Regions from separate parts of the Homo sapiens genome. Here region 1 is linked to region 2. A link is a loop called in an ENCODE intact Hi-C map of the cell type or tissue named here. Cell type or tissue: GM12878. All regions are shown on one strand. Links, peaks and the distances in the headings refer to the core of each region. The heading gives the core; the rest is flanking DNA.

The links. A loop is a pair of places that touch in the nucleus more often than their neighbours do. Peaks named below come from ENCODE experiments on the same cell type or tissue, not always from the same donor. Only the 100,000 strongest peaks of a DNase experiment are listed, where the experiment ranks them.
Region 1: it touches region 2 in a loop (2.0-fold over the local background); 1 of 110 quality-filtered maps calls a loop at or near these places.

What each region holds. Positions count from the first base shown.
Region 1 is chr7:125,882,806-125,891,161 of GRCh38, forward strand. No RefSeq gene overlaps it. Among named protein-coding and RNA genes, the nearest start is that of LINC02830, 730 kb to the left of the region's middle. In GM12878, for the core only: no CTCF peak of the experiment used is centred there; no DNase peak of the experiment used is centred there.
Region 2 is chr7:125,819,100-125,827,455 of GRCh38, forward strand. No RefSeq gene overlaps it. Among named protein-coding and RNA genes, the nearest start is that of LINC02830, 670 kb to the left of the region's middle. In GM12878, for the core only: no CTCF peak of the experiment used is centred there; a DNase peak (open chromatin) is centred at 4,639.

The DNA of each region.
Region 1 (8,356 bases), core at 134-8,133, 64 kb after region 2:
AAGTCAAAAAAAAGAGAGATGAGTAGGTTTATCTTAAAGTATTTCTGTCGACTATCATGTTAATTTTGAACAAATGCAAGTTTTTAAAAAACAATTTCCTAAATTTTGAATGATGCTTTCCTTTCACAAATCATAATATAGAACATACAGTGGACAAGAGCCAAAGAAAAAGACCATTGTAAAGGAATTTTCAAAATAGTACTACAAAATACAGTCAGATGGATGCAATCTACAACTGAGGCAAAATAAAAACAGTCTAGACAAGTGTTAAACACTATGAGTTTTTGAGAAATTTTGACCCCCTTCAGTATCACAACTGCAATTAGGTAATGAAGAGTTTAACTGGACTAACTAAGCCTTAGATGGTATTTTGACACCATGGTGCCTGCTAGTAGCATAGAAGTATATATACTGTAATCTCATAAAGCCAACCTTGGAAATTGTCTTTCCCAAAAGTTTATATAAAACCAAATGTCCTTTTATACTTTAATATAATTTATACTTAAGTTTTCCCTTTTCCAGCAACTCTGAAAAGCAGATGATACTAGAAAAGAGCCTGCATTTATGTTTGTTGTCAGAGGTGTCATATGTAGATCCAGTTACCCTCTGTAGATCATGTACCCAGTTAGCATACCTAAGAAAGTGCCCCGAATGGTAATGCCTAGGTTTTCTTCTAGGGTTTTTATGGTTTTAGGTCTAAGGTTTAAGTCTTTAATCCATCTTGAATTGATTTTTGTATAAGGTGTAAGGAAGGGATCCAGTTTCAGCTTTCTACATATGGCTAGCCAGTTTTCCCAGCACCATTTATTAAATAGGGAATCCTTTCCCCATTGCTTGTTTTTCTCAGGTTTGTCAAAGATCAGATCGTTGTAGATATGCGGCGTTATTTCTGAGGGCTCTGTTCTGTTCCATTGATCTATATCTCTGTTTTGGTACCAGTAGACATGGGCAAGGACTTCATGTCTAAAACACCAAAAGCAATGGCAACAAAAGACAAAATTGACAAATGGGATCTAATTAAACTAAAGAGCTTCTGCACAGCAAAAGAAACTACCATCAGAGTGAACAGGCAACCTACAAAATGGGAGAAAATTTTCACAACCTACTCATCTGACTAAGGGCTAATATCCAGAATCTACAATGAACTCAAACAAATTTACAAGAAAAAAACAAACAACCCCATCAAAAAGTGGGCAAAGGACATGAACAGACACTTCTCAAAAGAAGACATTAATGCAGCCAAAAAACACATGAAAAAATGCTCATCATCACTGGCCATCAGAGAAATGCAAATCAAAACCACAATGAGATACCATCTCACACCAGTTAGAATGGCAATCATTAAAAAGTCAGGAAACAACAGGTGCTGGAGAGGATGTGGAGAAATAGGAACACTTTTACACTGTTGGTGGGACTGTAAACTAGTTCAACCATTGTGGAAATCAGTGTGGCCATTCCTCAGGGATCTAGAACTAGAAATACCACTTGACCCAGCCATCCCATTACTGGGTATATACCCAAAGGACTATAAATCATGCTGCTATAAAGACACATGCACACGTATGTTTCTTGCGGCATTATTCACAATAGCAAAGACTTGGAACCAACCCAAATGTCCAACAATGATAGACTGGATTAAGAAAGTGTGGCACATATATACCATGGAATACTATGCAGCCATAAAAAATGATGAGTTCATGTCCTTTGTAGGGACATGGATGAAATTGGAAATCATCATTCTCAGTAAACTATCGCAAGAACAAAAAACCAAACACCGCATATTCTCACTCATAGTTGGGAATTGAACAATGAGATCACATGGACACAGGAAGGGGAATATCAGACTCTGGGGACTGTTGTGGGGTGGGGGGAGGGGGGAGGGATAGCACTGGGAGATATACCTAATGCTAGATGACGAGTTAGTGGGTGCAGTGCACCAGCATGGCACATGTATACATATGTGACTAACCTGCACGTTGTGCACATGTACCCTATAACTTAAAGTATAAAAAAAAAAAAAAAAGAAAGTGCCCCGTGAGGCTGGGGGAAATATATTCTACTAAGCATCATAACTTCAAAGGTGAATTAAATACCAAGTTGAAAAATTCTATGTAGCAAATATTCAGAAGGTAAAATTGTACAATTTAACTTACCAAAGTCATGCCCAAAAATGAAAATTCTTAGGAAAAACAGAATTCAGCTTAGGTAAGCCATAGTCATAACTAATGAAATATTAGATGTGATAAAATAATCATATAAAGCCCATTATACCAAGAAAAATAAGAAGGAAATATACACCAAAATAATAAGTCCTGTGTATATATTTTCCAGTTAGTCTAGGCCAGTGGGACAGTTTACCCTAATTCTGTTAATGGACATATCTTTTTAAATCTGCCCAACAAAGGTGCTCTTTAAACACTCTCATAACCAAGAGTCAATTAAATTCATCAATAACCACAGTGAAAAATGGGGCTTGGGTATTGCTATTGACTGAATCTTTATGTCTTTCCCAAATTCATATATTTCAATCTATCCAATGTGATGATATTTGGAAGTGAGGCCTGTGGGAGGTGATTAGGGAATAAGGGAAGAGCCTTCATGAATGACATTAGTGCCCTTATAAAAGAAACACAGAGCCCAGCCTGGCCAATATGGTGAAACACCATTTCTACTAAAAATAGAAAAATTAGCTGGGCGTGGTGGCAGGCACCTGTAGTCCCAGATACTCGGGAGGCTGAGGCAGGAGAATCGCTTGAACCTGGGAGGCAGAGGTTGTAGTGAGCTGAGATCACGCCACTGCACTCCAGCCTGGGTGACAGAGCGAGACTCCGTCTCAAAAAAAAAAAAAAGAGACACAGAAAGCTCCTTCACTTCTTCAACTATGTGAAGACAGTGAAAAGACAGCTGTCTCTGAATAAGGAAGTAGGCCCACACCAGACACCAAATCTGCCAGTGACTTCATCTTGGACTTTCCAGCCTTCAAAACTGTGGGAAATAAATTTCTGTTGTTTATAAGACACTCAGTCTGTAGTGTTCTATTATAACAGCTTGAACAAACCAAGATGAGCATTAAAGCAGTGAACAAACAATTATTTTCCTTGCTCTCTAATGGGGAAATATTAAAACAATTCTACTTCAAAATTATTAAAACACATTAATGATTCCTATATAGAAATAATTAACTATATCAGATTTGTGACCAATATCAAGACCTCTAGAAAAGTTGTTTTTATATACCTACTTGACAAATTACCTGTAGATAGATGTAAATGTGGCACTTGCCTAAGATAGTTGAAAGAATGCCAAGAAAAACTGTGCAGATGTTAGTAAATTGTGTCAGTACATCATATCTGTTAAACTGATTGCCTTTATGATTTCTACTGAAATATTAGGTAGAAGGAACCATCAGACTAAAATTGTCCTTCCATACTTAGAAAATTGGTATAACTTATGATAAAATATAGATTCCATGACTGCAGGAGTTTGAGGGTAAGAGTTAAGAATTGGAGGAGAAATCATCTGTGATTACTGTCATTGTATGAGGATTGTGGTATATGGAATTAAAGGAGCAACTAGTCAACATAGCTCTGCTTTCTACAATTAAAATAAATAGAAGATTTTTAGCACAAAGTTTAATTTAAAAAGTAAGGAGTAATTAATTAATTTCCTTTTTCCAGAGATAGTTTTAGATCCAAGAAATACATGGTATGAATTTATTCAATCAATGTTTATTGAGCATGCTGCTATCTCCTTGGCACTGTGGTAGACAAAGAACATACAAATAGAGCTTAAATTCTTAACCTCAACAAACTCACAGTTAGTAAAATAAATAAATGAATTATACAGTATGTCTAACGCTACAATTGTGATATATACAAAGTGCTAAGGGGAAATAGAAGTGGTTGTAGTTAATAATGTAGAAAAGGAATAAATAGCTTCATGGAAATGGTAGTATTGCGAAGAGAAAAAAATGGGGCTTGGGCATTGCTATCAACTGAATCTTTATGTCCCTCCAGAATTCGTATTTTGAAACCTAATCTCCAATGGAAAGAGGGGTGTCATTCTTTACACAGGAAAAAGAAGGTGAACAGGCAGTAAAAGCAGAGACACAAAGTATATAGAGTCTAGAAAAAGTTCTGTAAGATGGGAGACTCTCAAAATGGAATCTATAGGAATCAGAAGTTGAAGTTCTTAATGTCAAGTACATTGCTGCTGTCGTTGTCTGATTTTATTATTGATGAGTCCTTGAAAATTGTAAACATTTTGAATAGTATAATTAGTGTTTTAGAGGATAAATCTTAAACAATGTGAAGTGTAAACATGGGGCAGTCAATGACGGGGGGTAGTAGCTGACCTGTAAAATGGAAATGGAGAGGCTGCCAACTGTCTGGATTTGAGAAAAGAGAGGGAAGTTTCAAGAACACTCTCTTCATACATTGCCAGATGATAGTCAGGTTTTAAAAACACTGCCCTACATCATGGTGGCGTGTTTATTGAGCAGTGATCTATAAATATTTTTTGGCCAAATAAAGAGGGTGAAGATGAACATAATATAAGCCAATATAATAACACATTGAGTTAGGTTGAACACATCTAATTCAATGTGCTACTGTATGCTAAAAGAAAAAGTAGGTCCACAAAATGTTGAACACCCTTAAAAAGTTTTATGAAAATAAACAAAATGCTTTTATATTATTTTTATATTTTATAATATAAAATTTTTTTATTTTATATTTTAACTTTTTACGTAATAAAAAACAGTTATTACATATGTTTTTACATAATAAAACATGTAAAAAGTACATAACTTTTTACATAAATGAAAAAATAAAAAATATATTTTTATTTTATATTTTATTTTTAACTTTTTAAAATACCAAGATGCAGCTCCACCTGGAATTCTGTTCGGATCTCATCAGTCAAAGTAGATAGCTTGGAGCTGCAAAGTATATAGGGAGGGTAAACTAAAGTTACGTAAAGCATAGATCAATGCAAAGGAAATGACTGCTCAATGAGGACAGGTTGAAAAGATTGAGTCTGAAAGAGAGCTCTGTAGAAATGTAAAGGAAACATATAAAATATAAGAATTAAGAGACAGGATCATAAAACATGGAAGATGCTAATTTAAGACTACAAATTGGAAACAGTATATTTTAGAACAGATATTAAATTCAAGAAAACCATTTACTTGGAGAATGATATACACTGAAGTTTTAATTACAAGAATGATTTAGATACATTTGAGTGTGAAAGATTTGCAGTGTGAACTACACAGATAACATAGAGGAAATACCCTGATTTCTATGTAAAACCGTGTTTTCTACTGTCCCAGATCCCATTTCCTCATTCCCTCAAGGTCAGGAGGGTCAATCCAACATTTCCCCTTTCTCTCTCCCATATCATTTTTTCCCATGTATTTCATTTCCATCAATGTGCAGCCAGTTATTATTTTGTATACTTTTAAAATGTTTTCTGTAAAAAGCATTACTTTCTTTAGGCCATTATTCCATTTTCTATACCCCTTAGAATATTTCTGGAAAGAATTATCTAAATTCACTGCCGTTATTTCTCTTCTTTTATCACCTCGATTTTTAAAATAAACACTTTACATACATATAAAAAAACTGCATAAAATCGTGAGTGTTCCATTCAATGCATTTTCACAAAATAAAATCCTAGTGTAAATATGAACAGATTTAAAAATGCAAAACAATAAAACTCTATCTCCACTCCCAACCATTTTTGCACCTAGTCACAATCCATCTTTTCTTTTCTTAAATAAGTTCTTATTCCACTGATAAGCTTCCAATTTTTCAAACATCACATACATGGAAGGTAATATTACTGCAATTAGGTTCTTTTTTTAACTTCACCATTTTAGAGGTGTGTGGTGATATCTCATTGATAGCTTCATATAATTAATGAGGTAATCTATATCTATATGGCTAAATGAGGACTCTAGCAACTTTTCATTATCTTTTTGGCCATTTGAATATCTTCTTTTATGAAGTACCCAGTTACTGTATATGTTTTTTACTCATTTGTAATTACATATTTTTTATTTTGATTAATTTATATGGATTTCTATTATTCTAGATATAAGGTTTTATCAATTATATGATTGCAAATACCTTCTCTAATTTGTGACTTGCCCTTTAACTCTCCTAATAGAATATATGGATAAATAAAGATCTTTAATTAGGCCTATTTACCAAATATTTAGAGTCCTCTTTACAAAAAAAAAAAATTACTTCCCAGTGATTATAAAGATTTTTGCCTATGTTATTTTCCAGAATTATTTTACTTGTCACTTATTAATCTATAATCTACCTGGAATTGATATTTGTATGGACTGTAGATGAAGGGGCTCAATATTTTTTTTGGCTACTTACTTTGTTATATATATATATATAATATATAATATTATATATAATATATATATTTATATAAAACAAAGTAGCCAAAAATATATATAAAAATATATTTATATTTATATAAAACAAAGTAGCCACAAAATGTTATATCTAAAAATATATATTTATATACATACATATATATGTGTATATATATATATTTATTTATATATATATGTATTTTTTTTTTTTGAGACAGAGTCTCACTCGGTCACCCACCCAGCAGACTGGAGTGCAGTGATGTGATCTCGGCTCACTGCAACCTCCACCTCCCAGGTTCATACAATTCTCCTGCCTCAGCCTCCCAACTAGCTGGGATTACAGGTGCCCATCACCACACTCAGATAATTTTTTTTTTATAATTTTAATAGAGAAGGGGTTTCACCATGTTGGCCAAGCTGGAAAACAACCTGCTACTTTGGTTTCATTTATTGCTTTTCCCACTGCTCTGTGGAACCAACTCTGTCAGAAATCCAGGGTCCATATGTGTGTGGGCCTGTTTTGGAATTCACCATTCTAGTCAGTGATTATTTGTATAGTCTTTTGACATTACTACAGTGCTTTAATGACTAAACTGTAAAAGAAATCTTGATATCTGGCAGTAAATGTTGTCTAAGTTTGTTATTATTTTTGTAGTATTTTCCTGAATATGTGCCTTGGCTCATTCCATTTGCATATATATTTTATATGCATATATATTTTATGCAAATAGAATGAACCACGACTCATATTCAGTTTCTTTAAATAAATCTGTAATTGTGACAATTCCATTAATCAATAGGTCACTTCAAGGGGAATTGTTAACCTTCCACAACTGAGTCTTCAATACATGAACATTAACTATTTAGATCTTCTTAAATTTTTCTCAATATTGTTATTTCATTTTCTTAATAGAAATTATATTGTATTGTTATATTGTATCACTATATGTCTTTCGGCGAAATTTATGGGTTTTTTCGTATAGTTTTCTTTTAAATAAATTTTCTAATTTTTTGTTGCTAGTGATATGGTTTGGCTCTGTGTCTCCACCCAAATCTCTTCTAGAATTATAATTCCCATAATTCCCACATGCTGAGGGTGGGACCTGGTAGGTGGTGATTGGATCATGGAGGTGGTTTCCCCCCATGCTGTTCTCATGATAGCCAGTGAGTTCTCATGAGATCTGATGGTTTTATAAGTGTTTGACCATTCCTCCTTCACACACACACTCTCTGTCTCCTGCCACCTTGTGAAGAAGTTGCCTACTTCTCCTTGGGCTTCTGCCATGATTGCAAGTTTCCTGAGGCTTCCCCAGCCATGCAGAACTGCGAATCAATTAAACCTCTTTCCTTTATAAGTTATCCAGTCTTGGGTATTTATTTATGGCAGTGTGAGAACAGACTAATACAGCTAGTAAATGAAAGTAAATTTTTAATATAGTTTATGATATGTAATGGCATTGCTAAATTTACTTGTTATTTGCAAATTCTATTGCATTTTCTATATGCTCAATATCTCAAATAACCAGAGCATCATTTTTTTTTCCTTTCTGAGGCTTACGTTTTTTTTTCTTGCCTTATTTCTCTTAATATATTTTCAAGGCAATCTTAATGGGCATCCTTGTCATGTTCCTATTCAAAGAGAGAATACTTTTAATATTTTGCCCTTAACCATGAATCTTCCAGTGCTTTCTTTTTACAGATATTTCTTATCAAATAAAATGTTTTTTAATTTCCAGAGTTTTTTTCAGAAATAAGTATTAAATATTAGTTATTTTATTTCTAAGACAGGCAAGTGATTTTTCTTCGTTTTTTGTTATTTTGGAGAATCACATTGTTTTCAATTTTATTTTAAACTAACTCACATTTGAAACTCGATTTTTATGTCATACTTTTATACATATTAGTACATTTATTTTTCTACATTTTAAAATGATTTTGTCATTTCTCTTCATGATATAAATT
Region 2 (8,356 bases), core at 13-8,012:
TGAATGGCTTTCAATACATGTTAATTACACAAATTATTGGCAATTCATTCATTTAAAAATAGTATTTACACTGTAGAAGGCATTATTCTAAGCATTGAATATAAAAGTAAAAAAAGGAATAAAATATAAAATCTCAGTGATATAAAATGGCTTATCTAGTCAGTGGATATTAAAGAATTAATATAACAAAGGTATTATATATAAACTTAATGTGTAATATATTAAATATATTTAATACATATATTAAACTTCTAGGAAAACAAGGGGTCAAATTTTCCCTTGTGCAATAGGCTGATTTATCATCTGTCCTATAGAGAAGAAGTGATTAATGACTTTATTGATCTGGGTTATAGTGAATCACTTTTTCAATGTATTGTTGGACAGTGTGGTTACTAAAGATGAGTGTGTGAACTAGAATTTTAGTTAATGCTGAAATAGTATTATTTTGCTCATGCCTCTCAGAGTTTTAAAAAACACAGTAGAAATAATTGAAAAGTGTCAGTGATGCAATCAAAAATTTATTGAAGATATTTGCCACTTCTAATTGACTAATCAAGTTCTGGTTTTCTAATACTTAAACAAAATAAATCACTTCATTTATCTAAGAGTGAGATAACTCAGTAATTGTAAAATAAAAGTATACATTGATAAGTCTCTGAGTTTTAGGGGGACTTGTAACACATGGTATTGTTGCTAAATTCCCTAATATGAAGAAAAACCAATGAAAAGACTGAGAATAAAAGTTTAAAGAAGAGGAAGAAATAGAAATGTAAAAATCGAGAATGGCAAAAGTTTGTAAAAAGTGTTTTTTCTTTGTGGAAATCTTTTTTTCTTCAAGCTTTTTCATTTTCTTAATTTTCAATAAAGCAAACTTTCTAGTTTTCTTCATAGTCTACTCAGAATTATTCAATAAATACATAATAAATGTATTTTAATAAGTAACATGTGTACTTATATATCAGACATGTTAAAATATTACATTATTTAATATCCAAACATATATATTAAGTAAAGATTCACCCTTATATAAATTGGGACACTGAATTCCATCCAGACAGTTTAAGTAATGTGCTTGTGGTCACATGATTGTGGTAAAAATGGAACTGAATGAAAGGTCAGTTTACTCCAAAAGCCTCAATCTAAATGTTACACAGAGATTATACTTGTTTCAGGCATTAAACTGGAACTAGATCAATCATATATTTACCCATTATTTATTTTTTGTTCCCCTTTATCAAAAGATAACTTCTGGATTACAGATGTATAAAACGTTGACTGGCAATATAGAATGCCTGGAATAGATATTTGTGGTAAGAAAGCAAGGAAGGAAAGAGGGAGAGGGAGAGAGAGAGAAAAAAACAAACGGAGGAAGGAAGGAAGGAAGGACGGAAGGGAGAGAGGGAGGGAGGGAGGAAGGGAGGGAGGAAGGAAGGAAGGAAGGAAGGAAGGAAGGAAGGAAGGAAGAAGGAAGGAAGGAAAGGAGGGAGGGAGGAGGAGGAGGAAAAGAAAAGAAAAGTGAGGAAAGGAGGGTGGGTGGTTGGGAGGAGGATAGGGAGGAATGAAGGTTGGTTCTGACTCAGGTTCTAATTTTCTAACTGCATGTTTCCCATCTCTCTTTTACTGGTCCCATGTCCTATGCCTAAGTATCACAGGGCTGGGAAATGACTACTTAGTTGCTTTAAAAATGTGTAGCTGACTAATATGAATAAAAGCCAATGAAAACACAAAATAAAAGTTTAGACTTAGAAGAGTTAAGAAATAGAAATGTAAATGAAACTATAAAGATAGCTTTATTCTTCTACTTAATAGTGGACTTGCATTACTTAGAAGATACAGTTCTAGCTTTTTATTATGTCATGTAGACAAATCCCTTTGCAATTTGGTTCTGTCTCATTTCTCTCAAACCACATTAGTGATTCCAGTAAGCTTGAGATTCTGACCTCTTCTAGCTGACTATTACAAACTGATGACACATGCTTTGACATGCATATGATATTCTTTATTGAATGCCATTTTCTGTCTTTCTGCCTGCAAAACTTCTGCTCCTCTTTCAACACCCAGCTTAGTTATAACCTTCTTTGGGAAACCTCACAGCAGTATGCTCAATACTAAACTGTTGGCTCTGCAGGCCTTTAGATTGTTATTCCTACATGAAGAATCTGAATTGTATTATGTTTTATTCATCTTTAAAAATGCTGTAGCTAAGTTCCTAACATATAATATAGGTTCAATACAGTTTTGTAAATTATACGAATAAATTATCTCCAGGATTTTTAAAAATGTTTCTAGGGTGGCTGGGAGCCGTGACTCACGCCTGTAATCCCCGCACTTTGGGAGGCCAAGGCGGGTGGATCACCTGAGGTCGGGAGTTTGAGACCAGCCTGACCAACATGGAGAAACCCTCGTCTCTACTAAAAATGCAAATTTAGCTGGGCATGGTGGCACATGCCTGTAATCCCAGCTACTCAGGAGGCTGAGGAGAATCACTTGAACCCGGGAGGCGGAGGTTGCAGTGAGCAGAGATTGTGCCATTGCACTCCAGCCTGGGTAACAAGAGCGAAACTCCATCTCAAAAAAACAAAACAAAACAAAAAAACAAACAAACAAAAAACGTTGCTAGGGTGAAATATAAAAGCCTTACTTTCCTATCAAGTCATAGTTCATCATGAAATCAAAACTACAAGAAAAACCAGGGATTTTTTTTTTTTTTCCAAAGGAGAAAAATATTGTGACAAAATATGTTGTTTTCTACCACTGTCCAGAGGAATTATTTGATACTGTTTTTTTTCTTCTTCTTTTCTTTTCTTTTCTTTTTTTTGAGACGGAGTCTCACTCAGTCACCCAGGCTGGAGTGCAGTGGCACGATCGCAGCTCACCTCAACCTCTGTCTCTTGGGTTTAAGCTACTCTCCTGCCTCAGCCTCCCAAGTAGCTGGGACTGTAGTCAAGGCACTTCTTCACCACTTTGATTAATGCATCTCTCTTCCTTCAACTTATCCTACCTTCTACTATTGAACTGATATTTACAGTGAGATTTAAAAAATAAAAACACTACAGTAAAACTTCCTCATATTTTCTATGAAATAAGGACAAATGTTTCTATGAAGGAAGATAGAAATGTACACTTGTATTGTGGAGACTCACAAAGTAGAATACTGAATACTATATGTCAAGGAATATGAACAAAGTACAACTACATACAGTAAAACTCATTATAGAAAAACTGGTGCACTTAATGTTGCACAAAAATGCCAGACATAAATAAATATGTATTTATAATTTCATTTATAGAAAGTTAACAGACAAACAAAATACATCTTTGGTGATGAAAATCAGCATGGTGGGTACCTTGAAGAGACAGAAGTTAAATTGTTTGAAGTGGGCCTGAAAAGACCTTCTGGAATGCTGGCAGTGTGGTTTACTGAGTTGAGTGCTTGGTAAATAGGTGGGTCCAGTTTAGGAAAATTTACTGCACTCTCACTATATTATGTATAATACATAATGTAATATAATATTAATATAGTATAAATAATATATAATATAAATAACAATATACATACACATATTAATATATATCATATAATAGTACATATATTATGTATAATATATAATATATGATATATATTATATATATAAAACTTAAGCCCTTATTTTAAAAATATTATTCTTCCATTAGAGGATTACACTCCTTCCGCCGAAAGAAAAAATTGACAGAACAAAAAGTAAAAGTGGTCATCATGGTGGGCTTTAACACCTACTGTCTATCACAAGACATGTTGAAAAATGAGAAAAAATTGTTAATGATATAAAGATATGATGAACAGCACAGTTAAAAATTTGACCCAATTGACCTATTTGATATCTATCTATCTATCCATCTAATCTATTCATTTTTGGATAGATCTATAATCTATCCAAAAAGTTCATCAAAAAATGTATATTAAGAGAAAACCATGCATACATTTCAAAGTTTTAGATGAGAATAAATTTTTAATAACTTTTTGTGACATATCCAAACAAAGTCTAGTTTGAGGCACTAAGAAGTATAAGACGCCAGTTTGAAAAGAGCCCCTACTAGAGCAACATGAATTCTGCTAATATGGAAGCAAGAACAAGCATCAAATTTATGGCGAGGCTTGGGTGAAAAAATGGTGAAATCCTTGATGTTTTATGAAAGGTTTATGGGACCAATGCCCCTAAGAAATTATCAGTTTACAAATGTATAACTCATTTTAAGGAGGGATAAATGATGTTGAAGATGAAGCCTGCAGCAGCAGACTATCCACATCCATTTTCCAGGAAGAAAAGCCCTTAACTGAAGAGGACCAAGGATTCACAGCAGAAACAATAACCAACACCATAGATATGTAAATTGGTTCAGCTTACACAATTCTGACTAAAAAATTAAAGTTAAAAAACATTTCCACTCAATGGATGCCAAAACCATTGCATCCTGAGCAGACAAGAGCAGAGCTTTCAATGAAAATGTTTAAAACCTGGGATCAAAATCATGAAGCACCTCTTTGAAGAACTGTAGCAGGAGATAAAACATGGTTTTACCAATATCATCCTGAAGACAGAGCAATCAAAGCAATAGCTACAAAGAGGTGGAAGTTGTGGTCCAGTCAAAGCAAAAGTGGACTGGTCAAGAGCAAAGGTCATGGCAACAGCCTTTTGAGAGGTTCAAGGCATTTTGCTTGTTGACTTTCTGGAGTTCCAAATAATAATAACATCTGCTTGTTTTGAGAGTCTTTTGAGAAACTCAGCCAAAACTTTAGCAGAAGAAAACCTCTTGGGAAAGCTCCACCACAGACTCCTTCCCCATTACAACATTGCTCCTGCTCCCTTCTCTCACCAAACAAGGGGAATTTTGTGAGAGTTTCAATTTGAAATCATTAGGTGCCCACTCTACAGTCATGATTTAGCTCCTTCTGACTTCTCTTTGTTTCTTAATCTTAAAAAATCTGTAAAGGGCACCTATTTTTTCTTCAGTTGATAATGTAAAAAAGACCTCATTGACATAGTTAAATTCCCAGGGCCCTCGGTTCTTTGGAAATTGACTAAATGGCTGGTATCATTGCTTACCAAAGTTTCTTGACCTTAATGGAGCTTATGTTTGGAAATAAAGTTTATAGCTTTTATTTTTTAATTCCATTTTTGAAAATTTCCCACAAAAAATCACACACACACACACATACACATGCACACACACAGAGAGAGAGAGAGAGAACAGGAGAAAGAGCGAAAGCAGGAGAAAGAGAGAGCAGGAGACGGTGGAGGGGGGAAGGTTTATATTATAAGGAATTGACTCATGTGATTATGGAGGTTAAATTCCACAATCTGGCATCTACAAGCTATAGACAGAGAAAAAAAAGGGTTGTATAATTTAACCGTCATAGATAAGTAGGCAGATAGATATAGATATGAATACAGATATAATGTATAGATAATATACATTCACTTTGCCCAGCAATGGCAGATGCAATATTATTTTCAGAGCCAACATATCACTTGCTAAAGCTGACCACATCTTGAGTCACATAGTAGCCTCAAAAACTTGCAAAGGATGGGAATTTTCAGAAGATCAATAGCAGAACTAGTAACTAAAAAGTACTCAGATGTCAGTAAATTAATTGGTGCATATTTCAATAAACCATGGATCAAAGAGGAAGTAACTATGAAATTCAAAGATATTTTGAATCATCTAATAATGAATAAATAAATAATCTGAATGATAATTAGAACTTATGATATTCAGGCAAATTGGGGCTTAGAGTTACTTAAATGTCACATCCTAAAAGGAGACAGAATAAAATGAATTATCCAGTCTCTCATCTCAATAAGCTAAAAAAGGGCAGTATATTAAACCCAAAGAGAGTATTAGGAAAGATAAGGCCAGAGATCATAAAAAGGAAAAAATATATATGAAAGAAAATCAATAACCACATGAATTTGTTCTTTGGAAATATCAATAAAATTCACGAAATGCTATCAAGGCTGTTTAATGAAAGAGAAAAAAAGAGAGAGCTAGCAATGTTGAAAATGAAAAGTGGAAATGAACACATATCTTTCAGATATGAAAAGATAAGTGAGCAATGCCAATTTTATGCCAAAAAATTTACTGAAATAGAATATTCATTTGAAAAACAAAACAAAGCTGACAGAATAGAAACATATAAACTCAATCATCTTATGTATTTTAAGAGAATTGCATTCATAATTAAAAACATTCCAAGACAGTAAACTCCAGACTTCACTCATGAATTTTTTCAACTATTTAAATAAAGACAGTGAGAATTTTACCCAAATGATATAATTTAATTATAGGCTAATAAAAATCTGATTAGAAACTTGTATATCATGAGCCTCATAGTTGGGCAATCTGACTGGCCCTTTTCACTTGGAGAACCACTGAAGAAGTCTGAATCTTGCCCCTTTCCTATGCGACTTGACAGGTTCCCTTTGACAGTTCATTTATTTTTCTTCCTTGTAGATTATAGACCTAGATGGAAGCATTTTAGAAGCTGAAGAAAATCTAAGCATTCATTAAATAGATATACATTCAATACCCTGTTTTTAGCACATTAATCTTCACCCTGATAGTCCCTGTTTCTGATACCCCCTGCTCCAGGGATCTACCATTTTACTCTCCTAGAAAATAAATCTGGCTTCTGCTTAGGTAATCACATACATAGATGGTGTGAGAAAAGGAATCTGGGATATGCAATAAAATTTAAAAGTGCTTTTCATTAGTCCTCATGTTTTAACCTAAAGATGTTCACAAGTTTGCCTTTCTTGAACTCTTTTGGAGCTCATTGATAAAAAGATGACTTCTCCACTTTCTCCACTCTGGCTTAAGCTTTAGCTCTCTCTAATCTGTGACATCAGCTGTCATCATTCATCCATCTCCAGCTTCCAAAACAATATTATTGTTGTATCCTTTCCTATTCTCTTTGACATTTTTAATACATTCCTAAGAAACACTTTTCTGTTATTTAGTGGAATTTGCCAAATAAGCAAAGGGATATAATGCATACTCAATCTGCCCTCTTTAAAGCCTAGATCACTTTTCTCAAAGTGTGGTCTGTGGAACTCTGGGGGGTCCCTGAGACATTTTCAGGGTTTTGGCGATCTCAAAACAAATATACAAATATCATAACAATGTCAAGATGTCATTTGCCCTTTTCACTGTGTTGGCATCTTGGAATTTTTACTAATTGTGCAAAAGTAATAGTGGGGAAAACCACTGACATCTTAGCAAGAATCAAGGAAGTGTTACCAAATAATATGAGCAGCCATTATAGTCTTCATCACAATGTACACACTGTTAAAAAAAAAGTCATTTTCACTAAGAATGTCTTTGATTAATCAGTAAAATATTATTCACTTTCATTAAATATTGACATGAGTACATTTTTAATATGCTTTGGATTAATGAAAAACATGTATAAAGGATTTCTGCTGTAAACTGAAGTGTAATTATTATTTCAAGGAAAAACAGTTGTGTGACTAGTTTTATTGAGCTAAACTAGCTGCTTTTTTTTTTTTTTTTTTGAATGGAATATCGTTCTTTTGTGAAGAACTAAATCAACAGAGTAAATCTGCCACTTCAAGGGAAACTACTCACAATATTGCCAATGATAAAATTTGAGCTCTCAAAAAACAAACAAACAAAAAACCTAGAATGATAGGAAACTTGTATCTAACATCGTGTTTGACACTTTCCCAAAACTTAAGGACTTTTCTGATCAGATTCATGGTTAAATAGGTGAACATGAGTTTTACTATTATACAATGAAATGTGTCAATATTTGTAAAATCTGCATAAGTTAGGGAACTGATACTTTTAGATAACTAATTCACGTTACGAAATCAGGCATGGGTGAAAGAACCACTCAAATTTGAAGAGAGACCAAGAGATTTTAGCATAACAGAATACCAAAACTTCACTGATATGGTTCCAGACTCCAAGCAGCAATTAATCTTTAAAAAAATACCACTTAACTTTTTGTACAATATTAATTCAAAAATTCACAATTAACTGAAAAGTCTGATTAAATGTTCGCCCCGTTTCTTTCCAACAATGTGTCTATAGGAAGCCAAAATATCTTCATACACTCCAGTTGAGCAGATTGAAAACAGAAGCAGATGTGAGGAATACAATTGTCTTCCATTAATCTAGAAATTTAAGAATCTTGGAAAATGTACATTTTTTCTTACTAAACTTTTTTCTTCTCCCTAAACAATTCTTGTCACTAAACTTCCATTTTTCGTTGTCATAAAATATATGTAACATAAAAGTTACTATCTTAACTCTTTTTAAGTGTACAAGTCAATGGAATATAATACAGTGGTAG